Regions from separate parts of the Homo sapiens genome. Here region 2 is linked to region 1. Evidence: chromatin loops called from intact Hi-C (ENCODE). Cell type or tissue: mammary epithelial cell. All regions are shown on one strand. Links, peaks and the distances in the headings refer to the core of each region. The heading gives the core; the rest is flanking DNA. Region 1 has its middle 37 kb from the start of APOL3. Region 2 overlaps RBFOX2 (RNA binding fox-1 homolog 2).

Region 1 (11,885 bases), core at 1,420-9,419:
TCCGTTGTATCATTCTTTTTTTTTTTTTTTTTTTTGAGATGGAGTTTCACTGTTGTTGCCCAGGCAGGAGTGCAGTGGCGACTGGGAGTAAGACTTCGGGCCAGTGTGTCGTCCTGGAAACCCAAGCTGGTTCCCTGCAGGAAAGGAGGCTGGACAGTGGGTCATGGCTGGACTCGGGCTGTCCTCTGAGTTAGCCAGTGGAGCAGCGGAGCTGAGGTTGAGAATAGAACCAGCCAATTTATTTCCTCTATGTGATTTCTTTCTTTTTTTTTTTTTTTTGAGACAGAGTTTCGCTCTTGTTGCCCAGGCTTGAGTGCAGTGGCACGATCTTGGCTCACTGCAACCTTTGCCTCCCGGGTTCAAGCGATTCTCCTGCCTCAGCCTCCTGAGTAGCTGGGATTACAAGTGTGTGCCACCACGCCCGGCTAATTTTGTGCTTTTAGTAGAGACAGGGTTTCACCATGTTGGCCAGGCTGGTCTCAAACTCCTGACCTCAGGTGATCCACCCGCCTCTGCCTCCCAAAATGCTAAGATTACAGGCGTGAGCCACTGCGCCTGCCTGGCCTCTTCTGTGTGATTTCTGTTTCCCTTGAGAGTATGTGTTGGATACTAGAGGGAGGGTCTGGTTAGAGCTCAGTAACAGGGGTCCTTGGGTTGTTGGCGACCAGCATCACCAGAGGTGATAATAGCTGGATCTCACTGGCCTGTGATCCTTGTGGGGTACGGAGGAGGATGGCTTCCCTCTCACCTCATCCTCAAAGTAAAGCCTTTAAAGAAAGAAGTATTGTCCCCATTTGACGAAGAAGAAACCGAGATGCAGGAGGTTTAGGTAACTTGTCCAAGGTAGAAAGCCTGGATCCAAACCCAGGTTTATCCGACGGCTCTTTTGGAGTCCTTGTTCCCCTGAGGAATGGAGGGAGAGGTGGGAGAGTGAAGATTCTCCAGGCTCAGCATGGGTTCCCAGACTACTTGGGGTATGGCCAGGTGACCTCAGAAGGCAGCAGCCGTGGGCCACGTGCATTTCTCTGGGCACTTTGGAGGAAGCAAAGGAGGTAGAGGTCAGACATGGAAGACTGGAGACCTGGCCCTTTGTCCCAGTGACCTGGTGCCATGGGAATGGACTTGGGTGGCATCATTAATGTGATGTGGGTTAGAACCACCCCCAGGAATCTGCCCCCGTCTAGGCTACCCCTAGGATGCTGCTACTAAGGCCTGACAGGGGAAGAGGATTTTTTTTTTTTTTTTTGAGACAGAGTTTTGCTCTTGTTGCCTAGGCTGGAGTGCAATGGCGCGATCTCGGCTCACCACAACCTCCGCTTGCCAGGTTCAAGCGATTCTCCTGCCTCAGCCTCCTGAGTAGCTGGGATTACAGGCATGCACCACCATGCCCAGCTAATTTTGTATTTTTAGTAGAGACGGGGTTTCTCCATGATGGTCATGGATCTCCTGACGGGGATCTCCTGACCTCAGGTGATCCGCCTGCCTCAGCCTCCCAAAGTGCTGGGATTAAAGGCAAGAGCCACCGCGCCCGGCCACAGGAAGAGGATTTCTTTTGAGATACAAGAAGCCCAGAAATTGTTTCATCCACCTTGTCTCTGAGCACCTCCTCTTTCCTGCAGGGAAACTGAGGCTCTGAGAGAGGAGTGACTTGTCCAGGGTCCTGTGATGGGAGACTGAGCAGGTAAATTGCAGGACTCCACCTCTCTGGCCCTCTGTTCAGGCCTGTGAGGTGATGAGGGAAGAAAGGGACTGTGCTGTGTGTCCTGAAAGGGAAAGATGGCCCACACTGAGGGGGTTGTGTGGGCGCTGGGTTGGTGGGAAGGATACGTTGCAGAGTGGTGTTTGCAGCATGATCCCAGCTTTGCAATCATAAGATTAAAAGCCAAACTGTAGGGGACATGTTCTCAGGATCTCCTGGAGCTATGTCATGGGGAAAACAAATAGAAAATAAATTTTAAAAAAAGTAAAAGAGAGAAAGCCAAACTGTAGACATGTGAGTGTAACTTTGAGAGTGTGAGCTTAGACCTCTGTGTTTGTCGAAGCAGAGACAAGCCAGGCTGCTACCAGTGGTTGGGGACAATTAGTTGGGGATGGAATAGAATCCCATTTCCTACTTTAGAAACTTTGCGATTGGCCGGGCGCGGTGGCTCATGGCTGTAATCCCAGCACTTCCGGAGGCCAAGGCAAGAGGACTGCTTGAGCCCAGGAGTTTGAGACCAGCCTGGGCAACAACGTGAAACCCCATCTCTACAAAAAATACAAAAAATTAGCCAGGCATTGTGGCTCGTGACTGTGGTTCCAGCTACTGGGGAAGCTGAGGTGGGAGGCTCCCTTCAACCCGAGGAGGTAGAAGCTACAGTGAGCCATGATCACACTGCTGTTCTCTAGCCTTGGTGACAGAGTGAGGACTGAGACCCTGTCAAAAGAAAGAAAGAAAGAGAGAGAGGGGGAAAAAGAAAGAGAGAGAGAGAGAGAGAAAGAGAGGAAGGAAGGAGAGAGAGGGAGGAAGGGAAGAAGGAAGGAAGAAACAAAGGAAGGAAGGAAAGAAGGGAGGGAGGGAGGGCAAGGGAGGGAGGGAAGGAAGGGGAATGGAGGGAGAGAGGGAGGGAGGGAGGGAGGAAGGAAGGAAGGAAAGGAGGGAGAGGAAGGAAGGAAAGGAGGGAGAGGAAGGAAGGAAAGGAGGGAGAGGAAGGAAGAAAAGGAGGGAGAGGAAGGAAGAAAAGGAGGGAGAGGAAGGGAGGAAAGGAGGGAGAGGAAGGAAGAAAAGGAGGGAGAGGAAGGAAGAAAAGGAGGGAGAGGAAGGAAGAAAAGGAGGGAGAGGAAGGAAGAAAAGGAGGGAGAGGAAGGAAGAAAAGGAGGGAGAGGAAGGAAGAAAAGGAGGGAGAGGAAGGAAGAAAAGGAGGGAGAGGAAGGAATGAAAGGAGGGAGAGGAAGGGAGGAAAGGAGGGAGAGGAAGGGAGGAAAGGAGGGAGAGGAAGGAAGGAAAGGAGGGAGAGGGAGGAAGGAAAGGAGGGAGAGGGAGGAAGGGAGGGAGGGAGGGAGGAAGGAAACAACTTTGGGATTTTTAAAATCACATTTTTTTTTCTTAAATCTCAGAGTGGGAATGAGACTGAGTTGGAGTGGAGTTGGCCTCCACTCTGTTTACTAAGAGCTGTGTGTCCCTAGGTAAGTCACTTTCCCTCTCTGGGCCTCAGGTTTTTTACCTGATAGATGGGCTTAGAGTCTCTTCTGCTGATCCCCCAGGGTTGCAGGCAGCCAGTGAGGTTCTGAGTACTGTAGAGGGGATGCTCTCAGCAGTAGTGGCGGTGGTAGGGAGTTGGGATTGCAAACCCAGAGGCCAGCAGAGGCCAGGCAGGAACTGGATTGAACTGGAAACTCAAGCTGTCCACTTGGGTCCAGTCAGGATGGATACTGATAGAAGTGGGGGTCTCATGTTGCCCACCTCATGTTTAAGAAGATTCTAGAATTATAGATTATTTGATGTGAAATTTCCTTAAATGTAAATGTTGGTAAATAAAGTAACTATTTAAACGATATACATGCAAACACACATTTGCACACACACGCCTTACACACAATGGCTGGTCAGATTTAGTGCATAGCCAGCCAGCTGGTTTTCTGCTTTGGAATTATAGGCTGCTAATTTTTTTATTTTTTCTAGACATGGTCTTGCTTTGTCACCCAGGCTGGAGTGCAGTGGCGTGAACACAGCTCATTGCAGCCTTGACCTCCTGAGCCCAAACAGTCCTCCCATCCCAGCCCAGCCCAGCAAATAACTGGGATGACTGGCATGTACCACCAAGACTCACTAATTGTTGTATGTTTGTAGAGACGGGGTTTCACCATGTTGCCCAGGCTGGTCTCAAACTCCAGAGCTCAGGTAATCCGCCTTCCTCGGCCTCCCAAAGTGCTGGAATTACAGGCATGAGCCACCGTGCTCTGCCTAATTGTATTTTATTATACTAAATGCAGTTTCTTTTGCCTTCTGTATCTTTTCAAACCCTGGGTGGTATTCCCCCAGCAAGAGTGAATTCTAGTTTACCTACTACCTATGCCTGTATGCTTACACTTTCACTGAATTTCTTTAAATTTTTAAATAATATTAGGAAGAAAATGGGGCTGATGAGCAGCTCTTGGGGCACTAGAGGCCTTCTGGGTAGCTGTCATGCCTTGAACGTTTCTTGAGCGTGCCTTCTCCAGCCTCCAGTGAGCACGAGGTCTGCATTGGCAAACAGATGTCCACTGTCCTGGGGACAAGAAAGGTGTGAGTCCTCCATGGCAAACAGAGAAGGAAGGAGATGTCTCCTTTCCTGAATCAGCTTATTGGGATAAACAGGAAACCCACAGAGGCTTTCTCACCAAGGCCAGCGTGTTTAATAGGCCTGCATCTCACCTCTGAGGATCACAAAGTGTGTGAGCAGCGTCCCAGCAAGGAGACACCGATGCTCATGAGGATTCTGAAACCTCTGTTCGCTGTTAGGAAATGCTCTTGACCCATGAGTGTTCCTCTTTCAAGATCCTCCAGCATTGCCAACCCGTCCAGCAAGAAGGGGAGAGATCTCATAGCACGGGGGCTTGACTAAATTTGAGGAGTCGAGGAAGTGACGTTTCAGCTAAGACTTTTTTTTTCCTTTGAGACAGGATCTCGCTCTGTTGCCCAGGCTGGAGTGCAGTGGCTCAATCCTGGCTCACAGCAACCTCTGCCTCCCGGGTACAAGCGATTCTCCTACCTCAACCTCCCCAGTAGCTGGGAGTACAGGTGCCCGCCACCACGCCCAGCTAATTTTTGTATTTTTAGTAGAGACAAAGTTCCACCATGTTGGCCAGACTGGTCTCAAACTCCTGACCTCAAGTGATGCTCCCGCCTCGGCCTCCCTAAGTGCTGGGATTACAGGCGTAAGCCATTGCGCCCTGCCTCCGCTAAGTCTTCAAGATCGGCCAAGGGATGATGAAGAAGGTTGGGGAGAAGAGCGGGGATGAGGGGAGCCCAGCTGCAGGCCGCATATTCAAAGACTTGTGGCTGGGAGGGAGGTCCGGAGAAGAACTGAGTTCTAGAATCTGAAAGACGGCTAGCATGGGTCAGAATGGAAACTAACCAGACCACAGTGTCAGCCACTCAAGCTCCCCTAGCCAAGCCTCGTGCTGAATTTTGAGGGCTGCAGTAGAAAAGCGGGCGCACTGCGAGCCCTGCGTGTTGCCAACAGCCTCGGCAGAGCCAGGAGGTGGCGCTGTCGGCACACGCATCGTGCTGTCGGCGCTGCGCAGCCGCAGCCCGGGACCTTGGAGGACAGGCGGTCGGAGCCGCTGCTGGTGACGTCAGCAGTTTTACAGAGGCACAAAGCCGGAGCAGGAAGAGTAAATGTCTGCACCAGGAAGGAGCCAGGGAGGCCAAGTTGAGAGCACTTCAGAAGAAGTGAATAGGTTCAGGAATCCAGCAGCGCCGGAGGGGTGGAGCCAGGGAAATACTACTCTGTGACAGTTTTGCTCATGAAGTGGAGTGCCAGGAAAACACAGCGTCTGGCCGGGCGCGGTGGCTTATTCCTGTAATCCCAGCACTTTGGGAGGCCTGGGCGGGCGGATCGCTTGAGGTCAGGACCAGCGTGGCCAACATGATGAAACCCCGTCTGTACTAAAAATACAGAAATTAGCCGGGCGTGGTGGTGCGCGCCTGTAATCTCAACTACTCGGGAGGCTGAAGCAGGAGAATCGCTTGAACCCGGGAGGCAAGTCAGCCGAGATTTTGCCGAGGCGCAATCAGCCCAGATCATGCCACTGCACTCCAGCCTGGGTGACAGAGCAAGACTCCGTCTCAAAAAAACAAACAGAAAAAAAACACAGCGTCCAGGCAGCTCCACCTTCCATGTTGAAAGCCTGTGACTGCCACATTCTAGCGGGACTGGCTTGTTTGCCTGCAGAACGGAATGGCCCCGGGGTCTGTCTGGGTCTGGGTCCAGATGAGAAAGGCGCCCAGCCTTCCTCTGGCCCCAGCCCTGCACATTGACCAAGGATGGATGGCCCTCCATACCAGGCACCCCGGCTCCTCCTCATTCCCCTCTGGCTTCTCCCTTCCTCCTACCGCCATGCTGATCCTCCATCCTTCTGGCTCTGGGCAGTGGTTTTCAAAAGCACTGTGGTGGTAGTCACTGGGGCTGTTGGCCACATTTGTCTGGCTTTTCCCCTTTCCAGATGCACAGTGGGATTATTCTTCCTGGTCTCCTTATGGTTGGGTGGGAATATGTAACCAGTTCTGGACAAAAGAGTTTTGAATGGAAATAATATGTGTCATTTCTAAGCCACAGCAATGAATGCTGATATAAGACCCTTTTCCTCTACTGTGGCAACCAGCAATCTTCCAGAAAGTGGTTGCTCCATGATACTGAGTCCAGGAGGGAAGACAACCGGAGCAGAGAGGCACCTGCCCCATGATGGACATGTAGCGTGAGCAAGAAGTAGCCTTTGCTGTTGTGAACCACTGAGATCGGGGGCTTGCTTTTTGGTGGTTTTTGTTTGTTTGTTTGGTTTGTTTTTTTGTTTTGTTTAGTTTTGTTTTGTTTTTTGAGACAGAGTTTCGCTCTAGTAGCCCAGGCTGGAGTGCAATGGCGCGATCTTGGCTCACTGCAAGCTCCACCTCCCAGGTTCAAGCGATTCTCCTGCCTCAGCCTCCCAACTAGCTAGGACTACAGGCATGCACCACCATGCCCGGCTAATTTTGAATTTTTAATAGAGACAGGGGTTCACCACGTTGGTCAGGCTGGTCTCAAACTCCTGACCTCAGGTGATCCGCCCGCCTCGGCCTCCCAAAGTGCTGGGATTACAGGCGTGAGCCACCGTGCCCAGCCTAGGGGCTTGTTTTTTACTGCAGCATAACCTAGACTATCCTGGCTGATATAAGCAAAGCTGCTGGAAATCAGGAAGCTGTTTGTAGAACACTATGAAAGGTACACAGCTTTAAATCCTTAGATGAACTAGAATTGTTATTAACAATGAGTATCACTTATTGACCAGGCGTGGTGGCTCACAACTGTAATCTCAGCACTTTGGGAGGCTGAGGCAGGCGGATCACCTGAGGTCAGGAGTTCAAGACCAGCCTGGCCAACATGGTGAAACCCTGTCTTTACTAAAAATATAAAAATTAGCCAGGTGTGGTGGCACACGCCTGTTATCCCAGCTACTCGGGAGGCCCAGGCAGGAGAATCATTTGAACCCAGGAGGTAGAGGTTGCAGTAAGTCGAAATCACGCCTCTGCACTCTAGCCTGGGTGACAGAGTAAGACTCGGTCTCAAAAAAATAAAATAAATAAAATAAAAAAATAAATCAATGAGTATCACTTATTGAGCACCTACTACGTGTCAGGTATTACACAAGGTATACTAGGTTTTTTGGCAAATGTTTTCTCATTAATCCCCATCCTAGCACTGGGATTTGGCAATACTGGCCTATTCGGTATGATTAGTCTGAGGCAGTGAAACTCAGGGAAACGGACTCAAGGTCATGACCATAGCCTCTAAGTGGTCTTAATATAGCCTCTAAGTCATGACCATAGCCTCTAAGTGGAATTGAGATTCAAATGTAAGGATCTCTGTCACCCAAACTCTCATTCTTTCCACTCCTAGGCTGTTATCATATAAAAAGCAGGACTAGGCATAGTAAGGGGAAAAAAAAAACAAACATTTTAAAAAGAAATTATCTCTTAACAGGAAAAACATTAACATCTGCCATTTTTCTAAATTGAATGTGAAAGATGATCCTGACAGGCTGAACAAAGATGCTTGCTCTCTGTTGTGATGTTTGACAAGGGAATCTTCCTTCATTTTCTCCTCTGATGAGCCTCTCTACCAGATAAGCAGCAGCAGGAACCAAACGTTTAAGAAAAATGTAAAGACATTATTTTGTCCATCACTTAACATTTTTATGAACAAGTTGGGAGGTAGCCTGCATGAATGCCTCTGTGCAATGGAATGAATGGCCGGAGATCTCACCATCCCAGGATGACTTTGGGGAAGGAAGACCCAAACAGCCCACTATCACATGCTGTCCTGCCTGCCTCAGGCCTCCTGTCCTTCTCTCCCTTGTGACCTGCAAACTAACCTTGAGGACTCATGTCAACTGTCACTGCATTGGAAGCCCTCTGTGATAGTTAATATTGAGTGTCAACTTGATTGGATTGAAGGATGCAAAGTATTGTTCCTGGGTGTGTCTGTGAGGGTGTGGCCAAAGGAGATTAACATTTGAATCAGTGGCCTGGGAGAGGCAGACGCACCCTCAATCTGGGTGGGCACCATCTAATCAGCTGCCAACACGGCTAGAATTAAGCAGGCAGAAGAACTTGGAAGGACTAGACTTGCTGAGTCTTCCAGCCTTCACTCCCTTCCATGGTCTTTCTCCCGTGCTGGATGCTTCCTGCCCTTGAACATCAGACTCCAAGTTCTTCAGCTTTTGGACTCTTGGACTTACACCAGTGGTTTGCCAGGGGCTCTCAGGCCTCCGGCCACAGACTAAAAGCTGCGCTGTCAGCTTCCCTACTTTTGAGGTTTTGAGACTCTGGCTGGCTTCTTTGCTAATCAGCTTGAAAACAGCCTGTTGTGGGACTTCACCTTGTGTTCGTGTGAGTCAATACTCCTTAATAAACTCCCCTGCATATATACATCTATCCTATTAGCTCTGTCTCTCTGGAGAACCCTGACTAATACAACCTCCCTTTCCTGCCAGGCTGGGCTCCTGTCTGCCTCATTCTCTTGCCCTGTTGCCCAGGCTAGAGTATAGTGGCACCATCATTGCTCACTGCAGCCTCGACCTCTCAGTCTCAAGTGATTTTCCTGCCTCAGCCTCTGCAGTAGCTAGGACTACAGGCATACGCCACCATGCCCAGCTGAATTTTTTAATTTTTTGTAGAGATGGGGTCTTGCTGGTTGGCCAGGCTGGTCTTGAACTCCTGGCCTCAATCGATCCTCCCACCTTGGTCTCCCAAAGCTCTGGGATTACAGGCATGAACCACCGTACCTGGCCTCATTCTGTTTTTTTAAATTAACATTTTTATTTGCATTTGTACAAAGTAATCCAGAGAGATCCCATGTACCCTTTACTCAGTTTCCGTTAATAGTAACATCTTGGAAAAATGCTAAATGTTGGCATATAAATTAAGCATTTAAATGTCACATATGCAAACACACAAAGATTTAATACACAACTGGCCAGTTTTCTCCTTTGGGGTTATAGGCTGCTAATTGTATTTTATTGTACCAAATGCAGCTTTAGCCTCTTCAATATCACAACCAGGATATTGGCATTGATATAATCAAGATATAGAATATTTCTATCACCACAAGAATCCCTCTTGTTGTCCTTTTATAGCCTCACCCACTTCTCTCCCACCCTGATCCCTACTTTAGCCTTGGCAATTGCTAATCTATTCTTCATGTCTATAAGTGGGTCCATTTAAGAATGTTAGATAAATGGAATCAGCTGATCCGAAGGTGCCGCGTTATCTCAATTGATTGTTCAGTCACAGCAGATAAAACTCCTTGTTCTACTCTTTCCCGCTTCTCATGACTACACTTAACAAATCTTAAAAATAAATAATTTTCCAGGCACGGTGGCTCACGCCTGTAATCCCAGCACTTTGGGAGGCCAAGGAGGGCGGATCATTTGAGGTCAGAAGTTCGAGACCAGCCCGGCCAACATGGTAAAACCCTGTCTCTACTAAAAATACAAAAATTAGCTGGGCGTGGTGGTGCACGCCTGTAGTCCCAGCTACTTGGAAAGCTGAGGCAGGAAAATCGCTTGCACCCAGGAGGCGGAGGTTACAGTGAGCCGAGATCATGCCACTGCACTCCAGCTTGGGTGACAGAGCGAGACTAGGTCTCAAAATAAATAAGTAAATGGCATCATAGAGTACGTAACTCTTGCGGATTGCCTTTTCGCAGTTGGCATAATTCTCTGGAGAGTCATTCAGGTTACTGTGTGCATCAATAGTGTTCATTCCGTGCTGTTGCTGAATTGTGTTCCATGATGTGGATGTGCCACAGTCTGCTTAACCATTCACCTGTTAAAGGCTTTGTTCATTTTTTAATCACCAGTGCCTTGTAGACAGTTACTGTACTTGCATGTAAAGTACGTCCTGAAGAGCAACATTAGCTGTGATTAGGAGTGTAGGCTCTGAAGTTTGACTCCTGGCTCCAGAACTTACTATTCATGTGGGGTTGAGCAATTTACTTAACCTCTGTCTGCCTCAGTTTTCTCATCTGTAAAGTAGGATAGCAGTAGTGCCCATCTTATAGATTTGTCATGAAAATTAACTAAATCTACATGTTATGTGTTTAACCCAAAGTCTGGCTTATGGTAAGAACTCAATTATTCTTATTAAATAATAACAATAATGAATAATAATATAATAACAATACTTAATAATAAACATTCACTGAACTGAATCGAAAACCTAATGAGAACATTCAAATTTGCAAAATGTTCAAATCAGGGGGTTGTAGCAGATTGTAAAAGGAATAATTTGGCCAAGTGTGGTGGCTCATTCCTCTAATCCCAGCACTTTGGGAGGCCAAGGAGGGTAGATCACTTGAAGTCAGGAGTTCGAGACCAGCCTGGCCAACATGGTAAAACCTTGTCTCTAGTAAAAATCAAAAACTTAACCAGGCATGGTGGTGGGCACCTGTAGTGCCAGCTACTTGGGAGGCTGAGACAGGAGAATTGCTTTTTCTAGAGCATTCACATATTACTCTCTAAATAACAAGCTTCACCAGACTCGTTGAAATAGAAGCATCTGAGGCCAGGCACGGTGACTCACGCCTGTGATCCCAGCACTTTCGGAGACTGAGGCAGGTGGATCATTTGAGGTCAGTAGTTTGAGACCAGCCTGACCAACATGGTGAAACCCTGTATCTACTAAAAATACAAAAATATTAGCCAGGTGTGGTGGCGCATGCTTGTAGCCCCAGCTACTTGGGAGGCTGAGGCAGGAGAATCGCCTGAACCCAGGAGGTGGAGGTTGCAGTGAGCCGACCGAGATCACGCTACTGCACGCCAGCCTGGGCAACAGAGTGAGACTCCCTCAGAAAAACAAACCAAAAAAAGAAATTGAAATATTTGAACAAAACTGAGTCAAACCCACTGGCAATACTGTGTCCGTTCAAAGGCAGTCTGCAGCCTCATTCTGGAACAGTGGTGATTTGATTCGCTCAACAATATTGACTGAGCTCCTAGTGTAGGTACGCCAGGCATGGGTCTAGGTGCCGGGGATGTAGTAGAGAAGGAACAGACAACCCCTGGCCCTCGTGGCAGGTAAAAGAGGAAGGCTTACTCTGTCTTACATCTGATTTAAAAGTGGTGGAAATGCCTCATGTAGAAAAAAGGAAAGTTCTGATGTTAGAAAGAGGGGGTCACCTTGAGAGAATGTGGACATGCTGTCTGCTTTATATAGATAGATAGATAGATAGATAGATAGATAGATAGATAGATAGATATAGATATAGATATAGATTGTTTGTTTTGTTTTGTTTTGTTTTTTGAGACAGAGTCTCGCTCTATCCCCCAGGCTGGAGTGCAATGGCATGATCTTGGCTCAATGCAACCTTCGCCTCCCAGGTTCAAGCGATTCTCACGCCACAGCCTCCTGAGTAGCTGGGAGGTGGCGCCCGCCACCATGCCTGGCTAATTTTTATATTTTTAGTAGAGATGGGGTTTCACCATGTTGGTCACGCTGGTCTCAAACTCCTGACCTCAGGTGATCCTCCTGCCTCGGCCTCCCAATCTGCTTTAGATTTAAAGGTAGAATTGGTTCTCATCTTCCTGACTTGACAGGTGTGGGGGTACTTGCAGGCACTTGGTGATCCACCTGGTCCTCTCCCTAACCCCCAACGTACACACTCCTTGAA
Region 2 (11,885 bases), core at 2,218-10,217, 380 kb after region 1:
TACTGCAACCGCAGCCACCGCTGCTGCAGCCGCTGCAGCCGCTTACAGTGACGGGTATGTACAGAGACAGTGGTGAGCTTTGGGATGCATGAGAGCTGTTCCATCCCAAAATGTCACCCATTTTCCTCCCTTCACCATTTCCACAGCAGCTCTTAGCACATCGGGCATCTTGCCAGCCTGGGCTTTCTGCAGACCTCTTGATGGCCTCTGTCATGCCTAAAGCACAAGGCACCGACTCTGTCCTCCACTCCCTCTTTCTTGTTCTCATCTCTTCTTTGACTTTGACTCCAGTCCCTCTCTTCCTCATCTCCAACTCCTTTCTTTTCCATTTTATGGAAGTACTTCAGATTTTTTTCAGTTATTGCATTTGGGAGTAGAAATAGAAAGGTTTTTTCCTATTCCTTGTAATTCCAGTTTCCTTATGATAATCCAAGACCAAGTGACTCACAAGTCTTAAAGCACAGTAATCCCTTTAATTTTTTTAGATCATACACTTTTCTTTATCTGTCTGATTGTGTTTCTTCTTTCCAGTTATGGCAGGGTGTACACAGCCGACCCCTACCATGCCCTTGCCCCTGCCGCTAGCTATGGAGTTGGCGCTGTGGTAAGTATATAATATACCATTGCTTTATAAAACCATTTCATTCCTTCTTTTACCCGTAGACTACAGAAGATCTAGGGAGGTAGTAAATTCAGCCTTTCATCCACCATCAAGGTATTAAAGCCACATAGATCTACCTGGAAGTTTCATGTCACCCTCTTTATTTGTGTGTTATTATAATGTGAGCCACATGGCCTAGTTAAGGGCAGCAGAAAGGAATGATCATTGATAATATGCCCCGAGTAGTGGCATGATTTGCGAGAGAAATAGGGGAACTGGTGAATGTTTTCTATTGGTTCAAATGTTGAGTGCATACCTGTGGCATAGTTTCATTGATAGGTGTTGGCAAAGGAGCATGGAGCATAAGGCTGTAGTATTCACAGTAAGCTTTTCAAAAACTTAAGTTTCAAATGCAAATCTAAAGGATGTCTCTGCTCTTCCTAAGCCTTCTGGTAGATAGTACTAGAAATTCCTAAGTGAATGCTTTATAGGATATTTTATTATTGATTATTGATAACAATTGTGGCAAAATATGGTGTTGTTGATAGAAGTATCGAAGAAGTCCATAGAACTAGCATAATTTCTTCTGACCAACCACCTCACTGCAGTATTATTGTGTTGGCTTGGATGCCTCCAGTTTCAGTGATTAGGACTCACAGGCTGCAACAAAGACAGGCCATTCCACAGTGACACCTCTGCCAGGGCTTTCTCTCTAATCCAAAATGCAACTGGGCAACTACCTCTGGACATGGGTAGAGTTGTTTGAAAAGGAGACAGAATGAAATGTAAAATGTAAGACCTAAAGGAATATGAGAAAGCTACTTCTCACACCAAATTTCTACTGATGAAGATTTGTGGAAGGAAGTAATAGGGGGCCCTGAGGGAATATATGTTTATAAATGAAGTAGAGCATTACAATATAACGGCAGTGGTAGAAGTGCCTGAGGTTGTATTTCGTCCTAAAATGATATAAGTCCTATGCTAAAAGAATGACCTGAGAAAGATGCATTCCTGGGAAACTTCTAATTGAAAGAGATAAGCCATTAGATAAAGTCATTTGATAAACATAAAGGAATAAAGCCTAGTTAAAACCCCAGCTAGATATGTAAATGTGAATATGTCAAGAAACAGCCTAGTTGGTGTGCTTCGTAGATGATAGAGGAAACAGACTTTATTAAAGACTGGCTCAGGTTTAGATGTGGCACCATCTCAAACATGGGCTGTGACCACACATGGCAGGGATCGTGTCAGAAGTAACGTGCACTGCCGATGGGTCATATGTGAGAAGGAGAAACTGGTGATCTGTTTTCCACCAGGATTATAAGGCTGTATCAAGGTAAACAAAAACCTGTGCTTTTAAAAATCAAACTCTTTGCGGAACTTGTTTTCAACTGTGTATTGTTTCCCTTCTGTGCTAATTCATGTAAATAATGAAATAAAATGTCGTCATACTCTCCTTGAGAATATCAGGTCAGCAATAAATGTGTTGGGCTCTGGTCTGAGCACCTTAGAAGCAGAAGTTGGTTTCCTGACTTCACTGCACAAGGCAATGCTTGATCAGTTGCTTTGAGGCTTCGAAGCAGGCTGTTTCTAGATCCCTCTCTGGACATTTTTCTTCACTGTTAATGCTTCTCTCATCAACCTTTTAATTATTTTTATCTCTTTAATTACTGCAGGCGAGTTTATACCGAGGTGGCTACAGCCGATTTGCCCCCTACTGAAGTGACGTGAGACCCCTGCAAATGGGACAGCCCCCCAGTTCATGAGGCCTGGCTATTGCAATATTTACTAGTAGAGGAACTCTATAGCAAGATGAAGAGGAAAAACAAACAAACAAACAAAAAAAAACACAAAAAAAGAAAGAATACTTTTTTATACCTCACTATGTTCTTTGAATATGTATTTTTCCTTTAAATTTCTGCCTTTAATTCTTTTGTTCCAAAGATTGTGCATTTTTTTCTTTTTTTTTTTAAACTGTGGTAAAAAAAAAAAAAATAATGCATTTCCATGTCTGTATGTCCGTGCTTAGCTTATTCTATCAATCACGGAAGAGGCAGTCAAGGAGGAAGGAGAGACATTAGGAGCCGATAAATGCATCTGATCAGAAATCAGCAGACAGAATTACCAAAGTGTATCTGGTGCTGAATGACTGGGGGACAAGCAGAAGTGGAAGAGATCTTTCTGCAACAGGATATTCTTCTAGTCTTCTGAGTTTCTGGTCTTTGACAGGCAATTCTGGTTGGCTGTGGCTGGAATCCACATGCTGATAGATAGGAATTTGTGCTTACAAAGCAGGAGAATTAAAAAGACGCTTTCCTCTCCTCTTCCCTCCTGTCTTCTCCGTTCTTTTTACAATCATCTTACACGCACAGCCTGAGACAGCTGGCATAGTTTTTGGAATTATAGTATTGATATTTCCAAACGTGCTCTCAGACAGTGGATAATAAACACCTCATTAGGAAACCGATCTCAGAATGAACTCTGGAGTATGAAAAAGATCATTTCTTTTTGTTCCTGTAACCTAGCATTCCTTCTAGGCTTCTTCTCCTTTAATTGAACCACAGCTTAGCTCATGTATTCTTTTATTAACACCCTGCTCTCATGTCCATAAGATTCAGGAATTTAGGACCCAGGGACAGAAAAGTGAATAAGCCAGTGACCAGATTTCCCCCAGATGTCTTGAGGATTAGAAGTACAAATTGTTGACAGCCATTAAAGAGGGTGAGGAAGGGAAAAGGAATATTAGAAGATCTGGTATTTCTTACTTTTTTCTTGCCTCAGAAAGTACAAAGTTTAAAAAATAGAATAAAGAATCTGCTGGGGAAAGATAGAGTACCAGGTCCTAGGTCAGTAGTCCCTGGAAGTTTTGGTGATGAGGACATGGAAGGGCAGGCAGAGGCACTTTGTACTTGCTCCAAAGCCATAGGAATTTTCATCTTCCAGAGCCTTTATGAGTCACTTCTCTATCCACAGTCTTGAGCCTGTGGCTATCCCGCTGAGCTTCTCACTGTCCTCCAAAAACACCCCGCTGAGCACCCGGACCACTTTGTACACATTAACACTACAGGACATAAAATGCAGAGGCCCTGAGATTGCTGCCCTCCCATATTGGAAGGAGGGTCTGCGATGGCAAGGGTCTTCTATATCACCAGAAAGAGTCGCGCAGTGAGTCACTGCCGTTGCCATCTGGCTGTAATTTTCTATGTTATCAAGGTAGGAGGGAGTGTTTCTCTTCTAGCTGTTAGATAGAACTGATAAAAGCAAGTGTCCTACAGCATTTCCCAAATGAAGGCATTAGGAAATAGAAAAGCACGGTCTTTTTGGCTCCCTGGTCTAGTCACATTGGTACTAGGGTGACCTTTCACCCAAGGGACAGCTGCTAAAGGGAGTAATTCAGAGACATGGAGCTTCTGGTTATGGGTTTGTTTTGGGTTTGTTTTTAACTCCTGCCTCCACACATGTTCTTGACTGATAACTGACTCATGTCCCTGAATTAAAATGACTGACCTATGACAGCATCAAGCATTCTTTGTAAGCAGAGTGATATATCTGAGAGGGCGTTGACCTGTTGTGTAGAATACATATCCTTTCCCCCTTCAGAATCCTGTCTCGCCTCGTAACTGGGAGAGAGGCTGTGCCTGAAACTAGGGGCGATGTCAAGGAAGCTAGAGGCCTCGATGCAATTATTACTGACTCTGGGGAGGAAGACAGAGAATAAGGGGACACCAACTGCCCAGTCCACTGGCCATTTTTAAGGGTCCCCCCACCCCAAGCCAAAGTTTGGTTTGTTGCTGTTAAGACAATTTTTGTTGTATGTATATAAATATTTTAGTTAGAGGAGCGGGGAATGGGATGCGGGCTTTCACAGTTCTAGGGAATGGGGGCAGGGAGGATTTTGCTTTTGCTTTTGCTTTGAGGGAGAACTTTAGCTGACTAAAAAAACAGAAGTTTGGGGTCATGATCACAAAGGGGCCATTCCCAAAAGATGGCAAGCCACGTATTCAGTGGAGACTAGGCCAAATTCTAAATGGTTTTATCCATAGCAGGGGAGAATAGGAGAATGAGTTTAAGAGTTTTTCTCTTCTTTTTTCCTAGAAAGAGGTAAGGATAATGGGAAAGGTAGAGAAGGCGGCTCCCACAGACCTTTTAAGAGAGGCAGAATCTTGAGCTTGAGGCACCTTGAGTGCATCTCAGTTCAGCTGGTTCTGGCTGAGGCCTCCAAAGGCAAGCTCTGTGCTTTCCAGTGGTTTCTGCTGCATTTCCAGGGATGGTGTTTAACACCGCTTCCTCCAGCTCCCTTTTCTAAGAAAGAATAAATGGAGTTCTGCTTTTTATGAAAGGGTCTTTGGTTTTCAGTGTCAACACTGAGAATTGGGGCTCTTGCAAGCATCTGGATTTCACAGTATCAACCTCCCCGTCACCTTTTGAACTTTGAGACTCCGTACGGTCAACTTCACCAGAGGCAGGTTGCTCGAAGCAGCACTGCTTGTCTGTTCCTGACTCTGGTTCTCACTGTATTAAAAAAGAGAGTCAGAGGAGTCTGGCATTTCGTGAGTTTGTTAGAGGATGCTGGCTGATAATTCCAGAAAACTTACTGATGCTAAATCACAGTACATGCATGATTCTTTTTCAGCTTTACTATAGTTCATGACCTGGACTTTCTGTACTCTTGGAAGCTGGGCTCCTTAAAGGAGGCCTCTAGTGAACACCTTTATCTCCATGTCCCTCTTAGAGCCCAGAGAGCTGCCCATAGGCATTTTCCAGAATTCCTCATGTCACCTAGTTCAATTTCCATTAACTCAGATCAGCCATTGTGATTCACCATTTGTCAGGCTCTCAGGTTTAACAAAACCTACTATCACCATCATCCTTCAACAGCCACAGTCTGAATTGAGCCAACATTTTTTTTTCTTTGAGAAAGAAGTGGACTGGGGCACAACTTTTAGTCTGAGGGGAGCTAGTGGAAATCTAGACAATAGAAGTCATCGATAGCAGCTTTTCCTCAAATGTGTGACTCCTCAGGGGCTAAACTGCTCTTAGCTTAGAATTATGCTTTACTAGAGATCTAGCAGATAAGTGGGTTAATCACTACCATCCTGTAACTAGTTATATAGCTTCCAGACATGAGGGAGACATCAAACAGGGATGGAAGCAACCCCAAGGATATGCAAGAAGGGCATGATGAACCCCCTTCCCTCTGGCAGGAGAACAAGGCCAACCAAGGGACAGACTGGAAAGCACTTAGATGTTTAAGGAGGAGAAAGGGGAAGCTTTGACCAGTCCTTGCCTTTTGCCAAGTTCAGCCAGTTCTCCGCTGCTTGCAACCTCTAGCGCAGTAACATTTGCAGAATTGCAGATTTTCCCCCAGATACTAGGAGGAAAGGGACTTTGGGGGGTGGGGAAGGGGTCGTGGTGTTTTAAAAGCATAAGTTACCTGTTTGCACTGTTTTAAGATAGGAAAAAAAAATAGTGGGCAAGGTGAACATCAGACGTAAATTTGTGTGTTTTTATTTTGTCATGCTCTTGAAAATGTTTGACCATTTGTAGTATACACAGTGAAACTTGATTCTCTGTTGCATAAAACACTATATTTTTTTGGAAATGTTACTGTCCAAAAGCCTCTTCCCTCCCTTTCCTTTTCCTATGTACTTCCTTCATACTTGCTTTACTGATCAGCCAGGCAATAGCCATCCAAGAGCTAGAGCATGAAACAGGGCCCTTTCCAAGTAGGCTCTGGGTGTCCTAAGCCAGCGTGTGCCCTCTGGTTTAGTGAGTGTAATAGAGTCCCTGGCACCTTTCTTTGCAAATGAGGCTAACAGACCAGACTGCAGCAAGTTATCAGATTCCTCAATCAGATGCACTAGGAGTGAGGAGCCCAGGGATGGAGGGGGTTCCTGAAGTATTGCAGTTGGCTGTAGTAGCTGAGTTCTTTTCCATGTTACCGAAACTGTAGCCAGTTACAGTTTACTCAGGAAAACGGTAGATCAATTCAGCCATGGTAGTGCTGGTTGGCAGGGATTGGTAACGGAGAGAACTGCTCATCAGCCAAAACTCAAGCCTTGCCTTTTAGGAGGCCACCAGCAGAGGGACTTGGTCCTCCTTGTCTGGTACTTGTGTACATGCCGGTGACCTGAGGACTCCACTCACACTGGCGAGCAAAAAGGGAGCAGTGATTCTCTTTTCTCTCCCCACCCCCTGCCCTTTGTTACCAACACCAGTTTCCCAGGGGGTACATGAGTTTCTGAATTTTTAAAAAATGTTTTTGGTTTGGTTTTTCTGGGGACTGATAAGTGCTTTAAGCAATGTCCATACCCCGTCAAGACTCCCAGCTTAGTCATTTTCTTGTATTTTTCTGTTCACAGTATTTGTGTGTGTGCTTGTTTTGGCAGCTCATTTTGGCTGTATTATATATTGAGTGATGAATTGATCCTCTTTTTTCCCTAAGGGATATGAATTGTTTTTCTTGTGTTATATTCTGCTTGTGAATAGCTGGAGCAAACCTGGGGCTGACACGCGTAAGCTAGGGCTGCAAAGCGAGAAGAGAGCCGGTGGAGTGTACTTGTCCCTGACAGGCTGACCTACCTGAGTCTCTGAGCTTTTCAGTCCAAATCTTTGCAAGGCTCAAAATGCCACAGAACCTCTCCTCTTCTCCCCACTCCCCATGGCAGGGACCGGACCATCCCTACATGCAACATGCTGTTCCTCCAGCCCCTCCCATTGCCATGGCAAAACAGGTACCTTTGGGGCATGGGGGCATTACATGGGATGCTTGTGTAATCGACCACCTAGCCTTCTCTCTCCCCTCCCGTCCTCCCCCAGAATCACTTCCTAGGACACCCGAGCTGCTTGCCCAGGGTCCTGTTTCCCTGCTAACTCCAGAGAAGCATCCCAGGGCTTTGTGACAGTCTCTAATTCCCTTCCCTTCTCGTTAAGAATCATATTGTATAGTAGCTTTCAGACCATACAGTATTCATTGGGTTACTCCTATTATTATCAAGTAGCTGGAATTGTGAAGGTCGGAGTAGTTAGATCTTTAGCTTTTATTCCTTATTTTTTTGTATTACTCTCCATGTGTATAAATTATTGATCATGTTGCTGGCTTTTATAAACTCTAAGCGAAGGAGGAGCACTGCCTCAGCCTTTGCACATGGTAATGAAGCACTGTTTTTAAATAAAAGAGAGAAACACCATTCTTTGGGCTGTGTGTATTAATCCTCGTTCCCTGTTGCCTCTGCCTGAGGCTCCAAAGATACCACTTGGATTTGACTTTTTAAGCGGGGGGCGGGGGGGACAAGAAGGAAAAGTGCCAGGCGTTCTAAGGTGAGACGTTCTAAATGGTGATGAGAAGCCAGAAGGTAAGCGTGTGTCAGCTGCTCTCAGCTTCCCCAGCTGTGAACTCCAGTCTGTCCAAAAGCTGCTTCTGAAATCTTTCAGCTTCACTTCTTCACCGTCCACCCTCCCCTAGATTCAACTGCTGCCTTTACTGTACCACAGACACTGTCCTTGCCAGGGGCTGTGGCCCCACTTGACCTTATCAAAGTGTTATTTCCCTGCCTTGCCTCCTCTGTCCCTGCTGCCCCTGGCTCTCCGGCTGCCACCCAGGCTCCTTCACTTTTTGTTCAGCCATAGAAAATATGTCCTGCCTAGCCCTTTCCTCCCTGTTTCTTTTCTTTTTTTCCCCTTGAGACAGGGTCTCACTGTGTCGCCCAGGCTGGAGTGCAGTGGTGTGATCAAGGCTCACTGTAGCCTCAAACTCCTGGGCTCAAGTGATCCTCCCACCTCAGCCTCCCGAGAAGCTGGAACTACAGGTGCACGCCACCACACCCGGCAACATTTTTTGTAGAGATGGGGCTACACTGTGTTGCCCAGGCTGGTCTCGAACTCCTGGCCTCAAGTGATCCTCCCACCTCAGCCTCCCAAAGTGCTGGCATTACAGGCATGAGCCAGCACACCTGGCCTCTTTTCTTTCTTACCTGTGCTGAAACCCATCCCTTGCTGCATTTGTTTCGTTTCTCAGCCAATAATTCCCAAATCTCTGAAATTCTCCATAATCCATAAATCTCTAACTCCCTTCACTTCACCATATGAGATCATCATGCTTCCTATTTCACAGAATATGGAGGTTGTCAGACATAGTCTCCCTGAATGAAGTTTCCCTACCAGATCTACAAGCCTACTTGAATTCCACACAGGGTGTCTTTCCCCTTCTCTCTCGTTCTATTAGAGGCATTCTTCACATCACCGTGAACCCCACACCTGTGCTCTGCATCCCAGCCTTTCCCACCTGCTCGGTGCTTTGCTTCAGTTTCCTCCCTTGCCTGGTTTGCCTCTTCCTCTCAATAGTCCCTTTGGCACTTAAGCGTGCTTAGATCTTAAGTTAAAAAAAAAATTGGAAAATCTCAAGTTATTCCTTGTACTCTTTTTTTTTTTTTTTTTTTTTTTTTTTTTTGAGACAGGGTCTCACTCTGTTGCCCAGGCTGCAGTGCAGTGGTGCTATCTCGACTCACTGCAACCTCTGCCTCCCAGGTTCAAGCAATTCTCTTTCGTCAGCCTCGTGAGTAGCCGGGATTATAGGAATGCACCACCAAGCCTGGCTAATTTTTGTATTTTTGGTAGAGACGGAGTTTCACCATGTTGGTCAGGCTGGTCTCAAACTCTTGACCTCAAAGATTCACCCGCCTCGGCCTCCCAAAGTGCTAGAATTATAGGTGTGAGCCACCACACCTGGCCCTAAGTTGTTTCTTTTGTGGCAAACTTCTGGAATAAGTTTCTACCGGCTGACTCCAATTACTTGATCTTCACCCTGTGGCTGCCTGCCTTCTACCTCCAGTACCTGGAAGCAGCCCCTGAGGATGACAGTGAACGGATGCTCCTCTGTTCACCTGCTTGACTGCTGAGTGTTCCCAAGGCTGCTTCCCTTGTGTGTTGGACTGTGACAGGCCAAAGTGAGCGAGTACCTCACCACCACCACCCACTCCAAGCTGGCACGTCCTTGCCCGGCCTCGTCTTATCTCCTAAACTGGTCTCCTTGCCTCCACCTTTTCTCCGACAGCTCTCCATCGCCGAAGTTTGTTCTCTCGACAGCCTGTTCAATCGGATTGTGACGTGCTTTTGTGCAAACTTCTTTGGCTTCCCATCCCGTAGCCAGTTCCAAGTCCTTATTTTGGTCTACAAGGCCCTGTACAATGTGCTCCCCTGGTAGTTTATTTGGTGTCTGTCTTTCTGTACTAAAATGCAGGCACCTGGAGGTCAAAGACTTTGTTCTGTTGGCTGCTGTATCTCCATTTGCCTGGTGCATTGTAAGCATTCAGTACCTATTTGTTGAATTACTGCTTTCCATTTTGGATGTAAATGATGCACTTTTCAGCCCTGCCTTCCTCCACATTGCCACCCCTAGTAACAACAGTGGACATGAGTGTGGAGCGCTGTTGGTGGCACTTGCCCATTTTCACTCCTTTCATCTTCCCAGCAGCTCTGTGAGGCGGGTGCCCCCTGAGGCACTTCTGTCTGCAGCTCCTGCTCCTGCCTTCCTGCTGGGTTTGACAAGCATGCAAAACCTGGATTGCCCCTTCCCCAGGCCATTTCTGGGGGTTGTGTTTGCAGCAAGAAAACTTGTATCCCCTCAGGACAAACAGCAAGCTTGCTTACTACCTGTTATAAAAGAGGTGGATCCCCTAAGCTCAGTGCTCCTCAGCTGCAGCGCAAACCTACTACCTGCGCCACATCTATCCAGGCCTGTGGGACTCGGGGGCTCATGGAACTGTTCCATATGCTGGTGCTCATGCTGCCTGCTGCACTGTGAGTAATAAAGTCCTTTGCCTCTCACCGAGTCGTGTGTCTTCCACCAATATCCGTGAAACAATAACAGGCTAATGCATCAGCTTCTAAGGAAGGAGAAATCAAAGCCTATACCTGACAGTATTGTTATTCCTCTGTTAAAAGATGAAGCTGGACGCATAGAGAGATTAACTAACTTTCTCAAAGTCACATAAGTAGGAAGTTGCAGAACCAGGATCCAAACCCAGGCAGTTGCTCCCAAGTGTATGCCTTTAACCTCTGACTGCTAGTGTTTCTAAGTGCTGCTCTTGTGGAAACCCCACAGAAATCAGAGCCAGCACTGCACTCCTGTCTCTGGCTGCCTCTCTGCCTCTTGTAGGCTCCTCTTCCTCCAGCTCTCTTTTAAATCTTGTTATTCCTCTAGGGCTCAGTTGTAGGCCAACTTCTTCCCATACTCCACTGAAAAGATCACTGTTGAGACCCATTTCTGCCTGTAAGCTAATGACTCTTAAATCCAAACTGGAGTTCATAAAGCTTTCCTAGAGTCTAGACTCACGTCCAGCTGCAGCCCCACAGGCTTCTAAAATTCAATATGCTTGAAATAAACCCTTTTTCTACTCAAAACCTATGTTCCTGTCTAGTCCATTTGAGCTGATAACAAAATACCATAAACTGAGTAATTTTTAAATAACAGAAGCTGGCCAGACGCAGTGGCTCACGCCTGTAATCCCAGCACTTTGGGAGGTGAGGTGGGGGTGGATCTCCTGAGGTCAGGAGTTCAAGACCAGCCTGGCCAACATAGTGAAACCCTGTTTCTACTAAAAATACAAAAATTAGCTGGGCATGGTGGAATGCTTTCTGAGCCTGGATCCGCGGGTCTCGCACAGTTTCACACAGGTGGAATGCTTTCTGAGCCTGGATCCGCGGGTCTCGCACAGTTTCACACAGGTGGAATGCTTTCTGAGCCTGGATCCGCGGGTCTCGCACAGTTTCAGACAGGTGGAATGCTTTCTGAGCCTGGATCCGTGGGTCTCGCACAGTTTCAGACAGGTGGAATGCTTTCTGAGCCTGGATCCGTGGGTCTCGCACAGTTTCACACAGGTGGAATGCTTTCTGAGCCTGGATCCGTGGGTCTTGCACAGTTTCACACAGGTGGAATGTTTTCTGAGCCTGGATCCACGGGTCTTGCACAGTTTCACACAGGTGGCAAGTTTTCTGAGCCTGGATCCGTGGGTCTTGCACAGTTTCACACAGGTGGAATGTTTTCTGAGCCTGGATCCACGGGTCTTGCACAGTTTCACACAGGTGGCAAGTTTTCTGAGCCTGGATCCGTGGGTCTTGCACAGTTTCACACAGGTGGAATGTTTTCTGAGCCTGGATCCACGGGTAAGCCGATGAGTAGTGCAGAGAGAACTGGTCTGCGGGAGGAGAAAGAGGCCAGGTGGAAAGTGAGGCAGTGAGCTCTGTGGGGAGGGACAGGGTAGACTGCCCAGCGCCAGGCCTCTCT

What was found. Peaks named below come from ENCODE experiments on the same cell type or tissue, not always from the same donor. Only the 100,000 strongest peaks of a DNase experiment are listed, where the experiment ranks them.
Region 2: it touches region 1 in a loop (3-fold over the local background); 12 of 110 quality-filtered maps call a loop at or near these places.

Annotation. Positions count from the first base shown.
Region 1 is chr22:36,117,508-36,129,392 of GRCh38, reverse strand. No RefSeq gene overlaps it. Among named protein-coding and RNA genes, the nearest start is that of APOL3, 37 kb to the left of the region's middle. RefSeq lists a silencer at 5,088-5,157 and enhancers at 5,098-5,392, 11,784-11,885. In mammary epithelial cell, for the core only: a CTCF peak has its summit at 5,221 (motif pointing right); a DNase peak (open chromatin) is centred at 5,262; H3K4me3 peaks cover 273 bases; H3K27ac peaks cover 308 bases.
Region 2 is chr22:35,734,642-35,746,526 of GRCh38, reverse strand. RBFOX2 (RNA binding fox-1 homolog 2) reads left to right here. Exons shown (of 14, transcript NM_001349999.2): 12 at 1-54; 13 at 532-604; 14 at 2,278-7,791. The coding sequence ends at 2,322. Among named protein-coding and RNA genes, the nearest start is that of APOL5, 23 kb to the right of the region's middle. In mammary epithelial cell, for the core only: a CTCF peak has its summit at 6,680; a DNase peak (open chromatin) is centred at 4,096; H3K27ac peaks cover 764 bases.